Linked DNA regions of Homo sapiens: region 1 is linked to region 2. The links are chromatin loops, found by intact Hi-C in ENCODE. Cell type or tissue: PC-9. All regions are shown on one strand. Each heading gives the region's core, and the rest is flanking DNA. Links, peaks and the distances in the headings are about the cores only. Region 1 holds the start of LOC107986464 (a long non-coding RNA gene). Region 2 overlaps LARP1 (La ribonucleoprotein 1, translational regulator).

Region 1 (5,378 bases), core at 73-5,072, 840 kb after region 2:
GATCTACAGAAAATGTTGTCTGTCAGGTAGTCTGGAACTACAGATAAACAATACTGGGGTCAGAGGCCATGCGAACTATGAGCAGAAATAAATGGCCACTGGGGAACTTACATCTGTAAATTGTTGAATTTCAGATGCACTAGCTCATGCATGTCATATGTACATGCATCATCTGGTTACGCTTGTGTCATTACATTATATCAGGTGACCGCATACCCATTCTGATAGCCCACAGGAACCCCAAAGGCTGACCCCAGGCTGTGCAGTGCTTAGCAGGGGCTCCGGGTCTTTCCTGGGGTGTTCTTAACTATAGCACCACCAGTCAATGTTGATGTGTGAGCTGGGATGTTTCCCTCATTCATAGTCCTGCCCTACTTGGCAGGACTGGGAGGAAGGAGTCTGAGGTTCTAGTCCCATGGCAACAGTTTTCTTGTATCATTTTAGAAATGTCTCCCTCCTTCTGTGGACCTCAGTTTCTTCTTCTGTAAAATGGGTTCCTAATCCCTTCCCTGCCCACCTTGGAAAGTGGCAATGAGGCTCTAATTGAATAATATAATAGATGTGAAAGTGTTTTAAGAAAGCTGAAAAAACCTGATACACTTATAAGAGTGAGGAGAGGGAGGATGGGAGGTGGATAAAGAGGAAGCAGATCCTGATCACTGCAGGTTGTGTTGTTAAGCCAGCCTCTCACCTGAATCTGTTTTCTCTCCATCATCCCCTCCAGGGTTTGGCAAAGATGATTACAAGAAGACGCCGCGGAAAGAGAAGGGGAAGCTGCAGAGTAACCTCCGTGAGGAGCAGCAGAGGTGGAGAAGGTGGTGAGTCTCCTGGACCCCTACTGGGTCAGAACAGTCAGGAGGTGAGGCTTATTGGTCATAGCCACCAGCCCGTATGGATGTCTTGCTGGAGTGACTGCGCTGCCCAGGTCGGGCTGATCCTAGTAAGTAGGTGTCCTGGGAAGAGGAGAAGCTGGCTTTGCTCAGGGATAAGAGGACCCAGGAACAGTGCTATTGGCCATCTGAAGTGACTTTGGTGCTTCATGAATAAACCAATCAACATTAAATAGCTATATGGATGGATTCAAAACCCACCTATAGAAATTAACAAGTTGGGCTGAGAGGCCTGGGAAAAGGGACTGTGGCTTCATAGGGCAGTGGTGACTTTATGGCCACTGTTCCTTTCTCCAGAGCTGAGGAACTTGGCTGCTGATTCCGAGCAGAGTTGGGGAAAGAGTTCCCGCTCCATCAAAGAGTCATTTGTCTAAGTCCGGTGTCTAAGAAGTGGTATTCCCAGAAAACATTCTCCTTTCTCTCTGGACATGTATCTTCCAAGGAAACATCTCTTTAACCTGTGTCGTTGCCTTCTGGTTGGAGCAGCTTTGGAGATGTCCTAAGGTAGGAAAAGTTAGTTTTCCCCTTCCACTCCCACAGATTTTCTCTGGTTGCTTCTTTCTCCTCTATCCTCTCCTTTCAGCTCCTCAATGCCTGGGGCCCTCTCCCTCCTTCTACCTTTATCACGCTCTCTGGAAAGTATCTGATAGCAGCTGTTTATATTTTAGGGTGAATTAGGTTAAGGCCGTAGGCTTCTAAAAGCTACTGTCGGAATTTGGACTAAAGTATCTGTTTCCCCAGTGCCATGTTTCCTTCACTGTCCCAGGTCATACTTCTCTGTCATTGCTTCTCAGCGTAGCTCCCTATAATAACTTGTTTTCCTGTTTAGTGCCCTGTGCATGTTCCATACCTAGCTGGGTCTGGGGAAGGGGGAGGTCCTCTGAATGCAGTGGGGGCTCCAGATATGGTGGGAGGACCTAGCCTAGCCCCAGGACCCTCATGTGGACATGATGTCTCCCTGGCAGGAGGACAAAGGCAGTGAGACGGACAGCAGCAGCAGTGACAAGGAGCTGGCAGGAGTGCTGGTAAAAGGCATCAGACTGTGGTCTTGGACCCAGTACTCTGAGAGCACACAGGGAAACTGAGTCCTGGAGGGTGAAGGAACTTGCCAGAGGTCATGTCAGGAGTCATAGGAGAGCTGGGTTGGGCCCCAGAGCTGCTAAATCCCAGGGCAGAAGTGAACTGAGTGGTGAGGCATAGGACAAGCTCTGGCCAAAGGGCTGATGTCACCCCAGGGTGGGTGGAGAGAGTGCTCAGTGTCACACAGGGAATCAGAGCAGGGTCAGACTCAGACCAGGGTCCCTTGACTCCCAGCACAGTGCTCCTTCCACTGCCCTAAGCAGCCTGAGTTTTCTGACCTTGAGTCTGGAACCTCTGTCTAGAAGAAAACTTTGGGTCTCTCTAGAGAACCACCTATACCTTTGAAACAGACACTGTAGAATTACGTGTGGGACCGCAGAGATTGGCGTGGTTCCCAGCCCTGCCCCTGAGCAGATGGGGGACCTTGAGTACATCTCTTACTGCCTTTGTGGCTTTAGTTTCTGCTCTGTAGCCCTAGAATTAAAAATTCGACAAATAAAACTGTTTCGGATTCCAGGGCATTTGGCTCCATCTTCTGGTCAGTTTTTGTCACTGTAGCTTTTTGCAGCATTGCCTGCCATCCAGTGTGACCTGAGAATTTTGAGGCTTCTAGGAAACTTTCTGGCTGTGGTGGGTGGGAAGTGGAATAGGACAGCAACAGAGTTATCCTAAAAGTCTAGGGAATTTCTGTGGTCTTTGGGTCATATTGGCGCATGTTATTCAGCCTTCTGCTGATAGTGGCTCGGTAGAGAGTCAGGGAGGCAGCCAGTGATGGACAAGCCCAAGTGTTAGAGGAGGAAGGTACATTGGAGAACAGTGAATGTAACCTCCTCAATGTACAGGTGCAGAAACTGAGGCAACCTTCACCTGTGGAGAAGTAGAGTCTTGCTTCAGGTCACACATGTAGGTTCCAGGTTTCCTGACACCCAAATCCATACTGTCCCCCACTCTGTCTTGCTGCCTCCTCTTTCTCCCAGCTTTCTATCCCAGCTGATTACCTCTTCCCCTTGCTTCTGAGACAGGGCCATCAGCCTAACAAGCACACTGCTCCATCCACTTGCTACCACAACAACCCACTCCCTCCTGGTCCCAGCTCCAGCCCTCATGAGGTGGAGTGCTCCCCTCCCACCCGCCCATCTCTCCAAGCCACAGCTTTCCTGGAGGAAATGGAATGAGGACATGGAAGGAAGAGGGAGGCAGAGGCCTACATTCTCCTCCAGCTCTGCCCTTTTTCCAGCCCAGCCTCTTGGATCCTCAGTCTTTCCATCAGGTACACAATCAGCTCCATGAGATTACTGAGATTAAATGGATGGTTGGTGTGAAGGTGCTTTGTGAATTCTTGAGTCCCCTGTTAAAATAGAAATTCAGATATGTCTGGGTTCTTCTCAAGCCACATAAAACCCCAGGTGCTGATTGGTACCAACTTAGCCCAGGTGCTATGGATCCTCAGAGGAGGGAGATGCATGGAAGCTGGAGGAATTTGAAGGCTTCAATGAGAGGGTAGTACTTTATTTTTCAGCCCAGAACGTATCTCGGAGGCATTCCCACTGACCCAGAGTCCAGTCTTTAAAAGCTCAGCTGTAATGGAAGAGGCACAGGAGGATTAATTGACTCTTGTATCCTCCCTTCTCTTCTCTGGAGATAAGATGTATGGCCTCTAGTTTATTTATTTATTTATTTATTTATTTTTTAATATGTGTATATTTTTATTATACTTTAAGTTTTAGGGTACATGTGCACAACATGCAGGTTGGTTACATATATATACATGTGCCATGTTGGTGTGCTGCACCCATTAACTCGTCATTTAACATTAGGTATATCTCCTAATGCTATCCCTCCCCCCTCCCTCCACCCCACAACAGGCCCCAATGTGTGATGTTCCCCTTCCTGTGTCCATGTGTTCTCATTGTTCAGTTCCCACCTATGAGTGAGAACATGCGGTGTTTGGTTTTTTGTCCTTGTGATAGTTTGCTGAGAATGATGGTTTCCAGCTTCATCCATGTCCCTACAAAGGACATGAACTCATCTTTTTTTATGGCTGCATAGTATTCCATGGTGTATGTGTGCCACATTAATCCAGTCTATCGTTGTTGGACATTTGGGTTGGTTCCGAGTCTTTGCTATTGTGAATAGTGCCGCAATAAACATACGTGTGCATGTGTCTTTATAGCAGCATGATTTATAATCCTTTGGGTATATACCCAGTAATGGGATGGCTGGGTCAAATGGTATTTCTAGTTCTAGATCCCTGAGGAATCACCACACTGACTTCCACAATGGTTGAACTAGTTTACAGTCCCACCAACAGTGTAAAAGTGTTCCTATTTCTCCACATCCTCTCCAGCACCTGTTGTTTCCTGACTTTTTAATGATTGCCATTCTAACGGGTGTGAGATGGTATCTCATTGTGGTTTTGATTTGCATTTCTCTGATGTGTATGGCCTCTAGTTTAAAGAGTGAAGCCCAGAGAAAGAGGTAGACATTGAAACCTTTCCCCACTTGGATCTTCAGCTCCCAGTGCAGTCTTGTTTCTGTTAGAACTTCAGAGTGCTAGAGAAATAGAGAATGAGAAGGGTAGCCCTGCCTTTCTTGTGTGCCCTCAAAGGCAGGGAGAAGACTGCCCTCCACAGAAAGCCCAGTTCCTAGTAAGGCAGCTCTAATCCTTTGAAAAGTCTCACTCAGCATTTCTCAAGGGTGGTTCTGAGACCCCTTGCACCAGAGTCACTGGGGGTGACTTACTGAATCAGACCGTCTGGGATGGACCTGGGAATCTGCACCTAAAACAGCCTCTGCAGATGAGGCACGTTGAACTTCAGGAACCACAGATCCCCTTCTCTGGCATCTCAGGAATAACAGCCCCTTGCTCTAGAGACAGTTCTTACCAACTCTTGCTTACAGGACATGATTTTCTCTTTTTTAAATGTTCTGCTTCCTTGCCATTTTCCACGTTCTCTGTTTTTCCTAGTCTCTATGTTTTTTTTTTTTTTTTTGAGACAGAGTCTCTCTCTGTCACCCAGGCTGGAGTGCAATGGTGCAATCTCAGTTTACTGCAACCTCCACCTCCCGCGTTCAAGCAATTCTCTTGCCTCAGCCTCCCGAGTAGCTGGGATTACAGGCGCCTGCCACCACGCTTGGCTAATTTTTGTATTTTTAGTAGAGATAGGGTTTTGCCATGTTGGCCAGGCTGGTCTTGAACTCCTGACCTCAGGTGATTTGCCCTCCTTCCTTGGCCTTCCGAAGTGCTGGGATTACAGGCATGAGCTACTGCGCCTGGCCTCTATACCTGTTTTGTAAGTAGAATATCATAGAATTTGGGGGGCTAGAAGTATTTGTAACAGGGTACCTTATCCAATTCCTCATTTTCTAGCTGGAATATTTTAGACACAGCAGGGTAGTTCCTGGCCT
Region 2 (5,378 bases), core at 283-5,282:
TAAAAGCAGCGTCTCTCTGGGCTGGGGAGTAAAGGGTGTGGGGCAAGGGGAGTGGGGAGAGGCTGAAACCTTCCCCCAAACCCCAGTTTTAGATCCTTTGGTTTCCTTCTCCCAGAAGATGGCAGAAGGGCATGGTGGGAACAGCAGGGAGAAAATATGGTGATGACAAACCCCAGATGATCAAGGGGCTGATGCTCCTGGGGCCCAGAGGTACCACCAGAGCCTTCTATGAGACAGTGCTGGGCAATGGGGGGGCCCGCAGGGCCTTCTTGTGGGCTGCATAGTTGGCTTGAGGGGGAGCAGGAGGTTAGGGGTGGGGACCAGGGTTGCAGCCTACTAGCCTCGGGCAGGGCTGCAGAGTGATTTTGGTAATCCAGATGAACTATCAATAATTTAAAACTTGATATATATATATGTATATATATATAAAAATCTCCCCCCTTTCCCTCCCCCCTTAGAAGAAGCTAGGATGTCAAGAGTCATGGAGAGAGGAGGGGGAAGGGGATGTAGAGGCTCCTGCCCAGGGGTACCTCTGATAGCCCAAATGGTGTATACATTGCTACTCAGCACAAAGGCCTGTCCTAGTAACTCCAGGCCTGTCCCTTCATTGTCCCCTTTCCTGGGACTGGGCACCCCCATGGACTCTTACCCACCCTACCCCTTTCCCCCCTCAAGCCCCAGGGCTAAGGAGCTTTTCACTTTCCCAAAGTCTGTGTGTTCGAGTGCTGGCTTGTCCATTTGGCATCTTCCCGGACAGGCTGGCCGGTGGGTGGTGTAGGGGGTTGGCTGATCATGGCAGCAGGCCTGCTGGAAGACTGGGAGGGGCACCGCTTCCTGCCCTCACCGCCGCCACCTCCTGCTACCACTGAGTGTCGCTTGTGGTTGCCCTCCTCACCCATGGGGGGCTGCAACAGAGGAAGGAGTCACAGGTGATCAGAAGCACTATCTACGCCCTCTTCCTTGCCAGGCCCGTCTAGACACTTCCTACTTTCTACCTCCAAATATAGAAAATGAATGGGTTTAACCTTAAAAATAAATTATAAGTTATTAAGCGTTTCTTCATGCCAAGCCTTGTGCTGTTTTATGCACACTCTCTCATGGGGTCAGCATCACCCTTTGATGTGGACCCATGGACATCTGATTTTATAGATGAGGAAACTGAAGCACAAAAAAGTAACTTCCCCAGGGTCTCATAGCTGGTAACCGATAAAGACAAAATTTAGGTCTACCTGCCCCAAAAGGCCAGGCTTTTATCCAACCTCATTTCTGCTTCCCTTCCAAGAAGGGATCTCTTGCTCAGAAATGTGGAATGTGGCATGCAGTATGCTGCGACGTCTCAGCTCAGAAGGCCCAGATCCTTCTGGGGATCACCTCATTCTCTTCAAGGTCCAGAGGATCCTGAACTAAGACTCAGACCATGCTCCAGACTGGCCTTACCACTAACAAAGGTCTTATAACCCCGAAGACAGACGTTTCCTTCCCATTTTGGGAACCAAAACTGAGTCCTTGTTCCACCCTAATAGGTCTACTTATCACAAAGGTTCTCTGTGACTTGTACCCTGCTCCCCTCCCTTCTCCTCCTCAAGGGTGGAAATGCTTAAGAATAAAAGAAAACAGATTTGTGTTTATATTGAGAGACCTGAGTGGCTCTGCCATTATGTCACTGGATGGCCACGAACCTCAGTTAACCTAATAAGTCCTGTCTGCGTCACCACATAAGGGTTAAATAAGGTCAATGTAAAGTACCTGGCACATAATAAACACTTAATAAATGGCAGTTTTAAAATAATAAATGTGATGATTTGGCTGTGTCTCCACCCAAATCTCGATCTTGAATTGTAGTTCCCATAATCCCCACATGTCGCGGGAGGGACCAGGTGGAGATAATTGCATCATGGGGGCAGTTTCCCCCATCTTGTTCTCGTGATAGTGAGTGAGTTCTCACAAGATCTGACGGTCTTATAAGGGGCTTTTGGGCCGGGCGCGGTGGCTCATGCCTGTACTCCCAGCACTTTGGGAGGCCAAGCAGGTGGATCACAAGGTCAGGAGTTTGAGACCTGCCTGGCCAACATGGTGAAACCCCATCTCTACTAAAAATACAAAAATTAGCCAGGCGTGGTGGTGCGCACCTATAATCTCAGCTACTCAGGAGGCTAATGCAGGAGAATCACTTAAACCCGGGAGGCGGAGGTTGCAGTGAGCCAAGATCGTGCCACTGCACTCTAGCCTGGGTGACAGAGCAAGACTCTGTCTCCAAAAAAAAAAAGGGGGGGTGGGGGGGGGGGGCTTTTACTTCCCTTCACTCTGCACTTCTCCTTGCTGCCACCATGTGAAGAAGGATGTATTTGCTTCCCCTTCTGCCAAGATTTTAAGTTTCCTGAGGCCTCCCTGGCCATGCAGAACTGTGAGTCAATTAAACCTCTTTCCTTTATAAATTACCCAGTCTCAGGTATGTCTTTATTAGCAGAGTGAGAAGAGACTAATACAAAATGTTAAGGGCTAGTCTAATTGTCATTTACTTGCATTTGCCTTTTTGCTAAAAGGTTTGAAGGGAATAAGACAAAGAGACATCTCTACTACATTATAAACTCTCAGAAGGAAAAACTGAGCCTCTTTCCCTTATCTCTAAAGCACCGAGCACAGAGACATCCAATCAGTATCTGCTGAATCAATTAAATCACTCCAACTTCCCTTGATATACCCAGCAGTAATAACCCAGCCCTGCCACTGGATGTCACCGTTGAGGCGCTGCTCCAAGAACATAAGAGACCTGGGCATTAATTTATAAACTGGGGTTGGAATTGGCTTTTTCCAGAAAGAACAAATGTGTGTATCTTGGATACCCATCCTGATCAACTAGTAGTGGCTAACTTGGGCACAGTAGCAAGGAGGATGGTGAGATAGGAGAGAAAGAGCATTATGATGGTACCACAGAAAGGGTAAGCAGGAGCAACCATACAACTATCTCCAACTAGCCTTCATTGGCCACTCACTCTCCATTTTAAAGGTGAAAAAGCAAAGCCCAAATTGTGGGGAGCAGGGAGAGGGGTTCCTGGGCTAGGGGCACAGCTGGACCAGAATCCAAGTATCCTGATTCCTGGTCCAGTTTTCTTTCCAGGACAAGCAGAGTTAGAGAAAGAGTTTCACTTACATCTACTCGGAAGTCTTCAAGACGTCGGAATTTGCCGAGGTATTCTTGCAGTTTGGGGTCAATGTCCAAATTTTTGGCTTTGGAATATTTCAAGAAGGCCCAGAACTTCTCCAGCCCATACAGTTGGCCTGTAGGGAGAGGTACAGAAAAGCTGAGCTGGTGAGGATAAAGAAGCTCAGAGGAGAGAGGGAGGTGTTGTGTAATACACAGAAAGACCCAGGTCCAACTGGGGAAGAGGAGGCCTACATGACCAGGCCTCACTCAGATCCAACTCTGGCTCTTACCAGCTTCATAGTCCTTCACCGTTTCCTCCTGAAAATCCTTGAATATGTCCAGCCGGAACTTCTTTTCCAGGCCATAACTGTAGTATCGAAAAAGGCACTCCAAACCATATCTGTAGAACACAAGTCAGTGAAATCAGGGCAGTTTCTTCATCTGTAAAACGGGAAATGTGCCTGCATAACAGAGGAACTATGAAACAGTTTAAACTACATGTTATTTCTGTATTGAAAAAACAGCATACACGCTTTTAGAATGCTAGTCTAAGTGGGTCCAGCATAAAATGTTCAGAGATTTCCTGCAGTCAAGGAACTCTGTCCCCCTGCCACAGACATTTGTTTACTCCTATTCTTTTATGAAGTATCTATGGTTGCTTTCTGCTACAATAACAGAGTGAACGGAGTTGAGTAATTACGACAAACACCTTATGGCCAACAAAGCCTAAAGTATTTACTGACTCTTTCTAGAAAAAGTTGGCCAATCCCTGGTATAACTCTGCAAAGCCATTTGACCATGCCAATTAGTAGGTTTGTTCATTTATCTGACTCAGAAATTTCACTTCAAGGAACACATGCGGCCAGGCGCTGTGGCTCATGTCTATAATGCAAGCACTTTGGGAGGCCAAGGCACGCAGATCACTTGAGGTCCGGAGTTCAAGACCAGCCTGGCCAACATGGTGAAACCCCATCTCTACCAAAATACAAAAATTAGCCAGGTGTGGTGGTGGGTGCCTGTAATCTCAGCTACTCGGGAGGCTGAGGCAGAAGAATCGCTTGAACCTGGGAGGTGGAGGTTGCAGTGAGCCGAGATTGCGCCACTGCACTCCAGCCTAGGTGACACAGTGAGACTCGTCTCCAAAATAAAATAAAACAAAACAAAAACAAACACATGCCAATAGATTTAGATCTTTTTTTTTTCTTTTTTTTGAGACAGAGTCTCGCTCAGTCACCCAGGCTGGAGTGCAGTGGCACGATCTTGGCTCACTGCAACCTCTGCCTCCTGGGTTCAAGCCATTCTCCTAGCTCAGCCTCCCGTGTAGCTGGAACTACAGGCATGTGCCACCACACCCAGCTAATTTGTGTATTTTTAGTAGAGACGGGGCTTCACCATGTTGGCCAGGCTGGTCCCAAACTCCTGACCTCAAGTGATCTGCCTGCCTCGCACTCCCAAAGTGCTGGGATTACAGGTGTGAGCCACAGCACCCAGTCCAGATTTAGATCTTAACAGATGTACCAAACTGTTTACAGCAGCATTAATTAAGCAAAATACAAATGTCAACGAATAGAGATGCAATTAAGAAAAATCATGGCAAATCTATACAATGGAGTAATATAAGCTATTAGAAATTAATAGTAAGGCAGGGCGCGGTGGCTCACAAAGTAATCCCAGCACTTTGGGAGGCTGAGACAGGCGGATCACAAGGTCAGGAGATCGAGACCATCCTGGCTAACACAGCGAAACCTCGTCTCTACTAAAAATACAAAAAAAATTAGCCAGGCGTGGTGGCAGGCGCCTGTGGTCCCAGCTACTCGGTAGGCTGAGGCAGGAGAATGGCGTGAACCCGGGAGGTGGAGGTGGAGGTTGCAGTGAGGCAAGATCGCACCACTGCACTCCAGCCTGGGCGACAGAGCGAGACTCCACCTCAAAAAAAAAAAAAAAAAAGAAATAGTATAAATGTATACTTAAGGATACTGAAGAATGCTTACAATAATACATTATCAAATGGAAAAGACATGTTCAAACATGTTAGACGTAGAATGAGCCCATGAGTCCATTTTTGTAAACAAGTATGTAAATTTTACAACTACACATGCATACAAAGTCTGGAAGAGCACAAACTTCATAGGATGAGCTAAATACATTAAATATGCCAAGAAGAAACTAGGAAGCTTGATGGCAGAAGAACACTTGCTGTCTCTGGAATGATGGATGTTTTCATCAGCTTTTC

Evidence for each region. Peaks named below come from ENCODE experiments on the same cell type or tissue, not always from the same donor. Only the 100,000 strongest peaks of a DNase experiment are listed, where the experiment ranks them.
Region 1: a loop joins it to region 2, with 6 times the contacts of the local background. A loop is called at or near these places in 1 of 110 quality-filtered maps.

Annotation. Positions count from the first base shown.
Region 1 is chr5:153,971,703-153,977,080 of GRCh38, reverse strand. It overlaps LOC107986464 (a long non-coding RNA gene), which reads left to right and starts at 3,118. Exons shown (of 3, transcript XR_001742937.1): 1 at 3,118-3,240. LOC107983980 (a long non-coding RNA gene) reads left to right here. Exons shown (of 3, transcript XR_001742534.1): 1 at 1-26; 2 at 725-818; 3 at 1,188-3,047. In PC-9, for the core only: CTCF peaks have their summits at 2,313 and 2,514 (motif pointing left); no DNase peak of the experiment used is centred there; H3K27me3 peaks cover 543 bases.
Region 2 is chr5:154,809,414-154,814,791 of GRCh38, reverse strand. LARP1 (La ribonucleoprotein 1, translational regulator) reads right to left here. Exons shown (of 19, transcript NM_033551.3): 17 at 3,436-3,545; 18 at 3,152-3,279; 19 at 1-905. The coding sequence ends at 696. Among named protein-coding and RNA genes, the nearest start is that of MIR378H, 17 kb to the left of the region's middle. In PC-9, for the core only: CTCF peaks have their summits at 2,532 and 2,735 (motif pointing right); a DNase peak (open chromatin) is centred at 2,731; H3K27ac peaks cover 497 bases.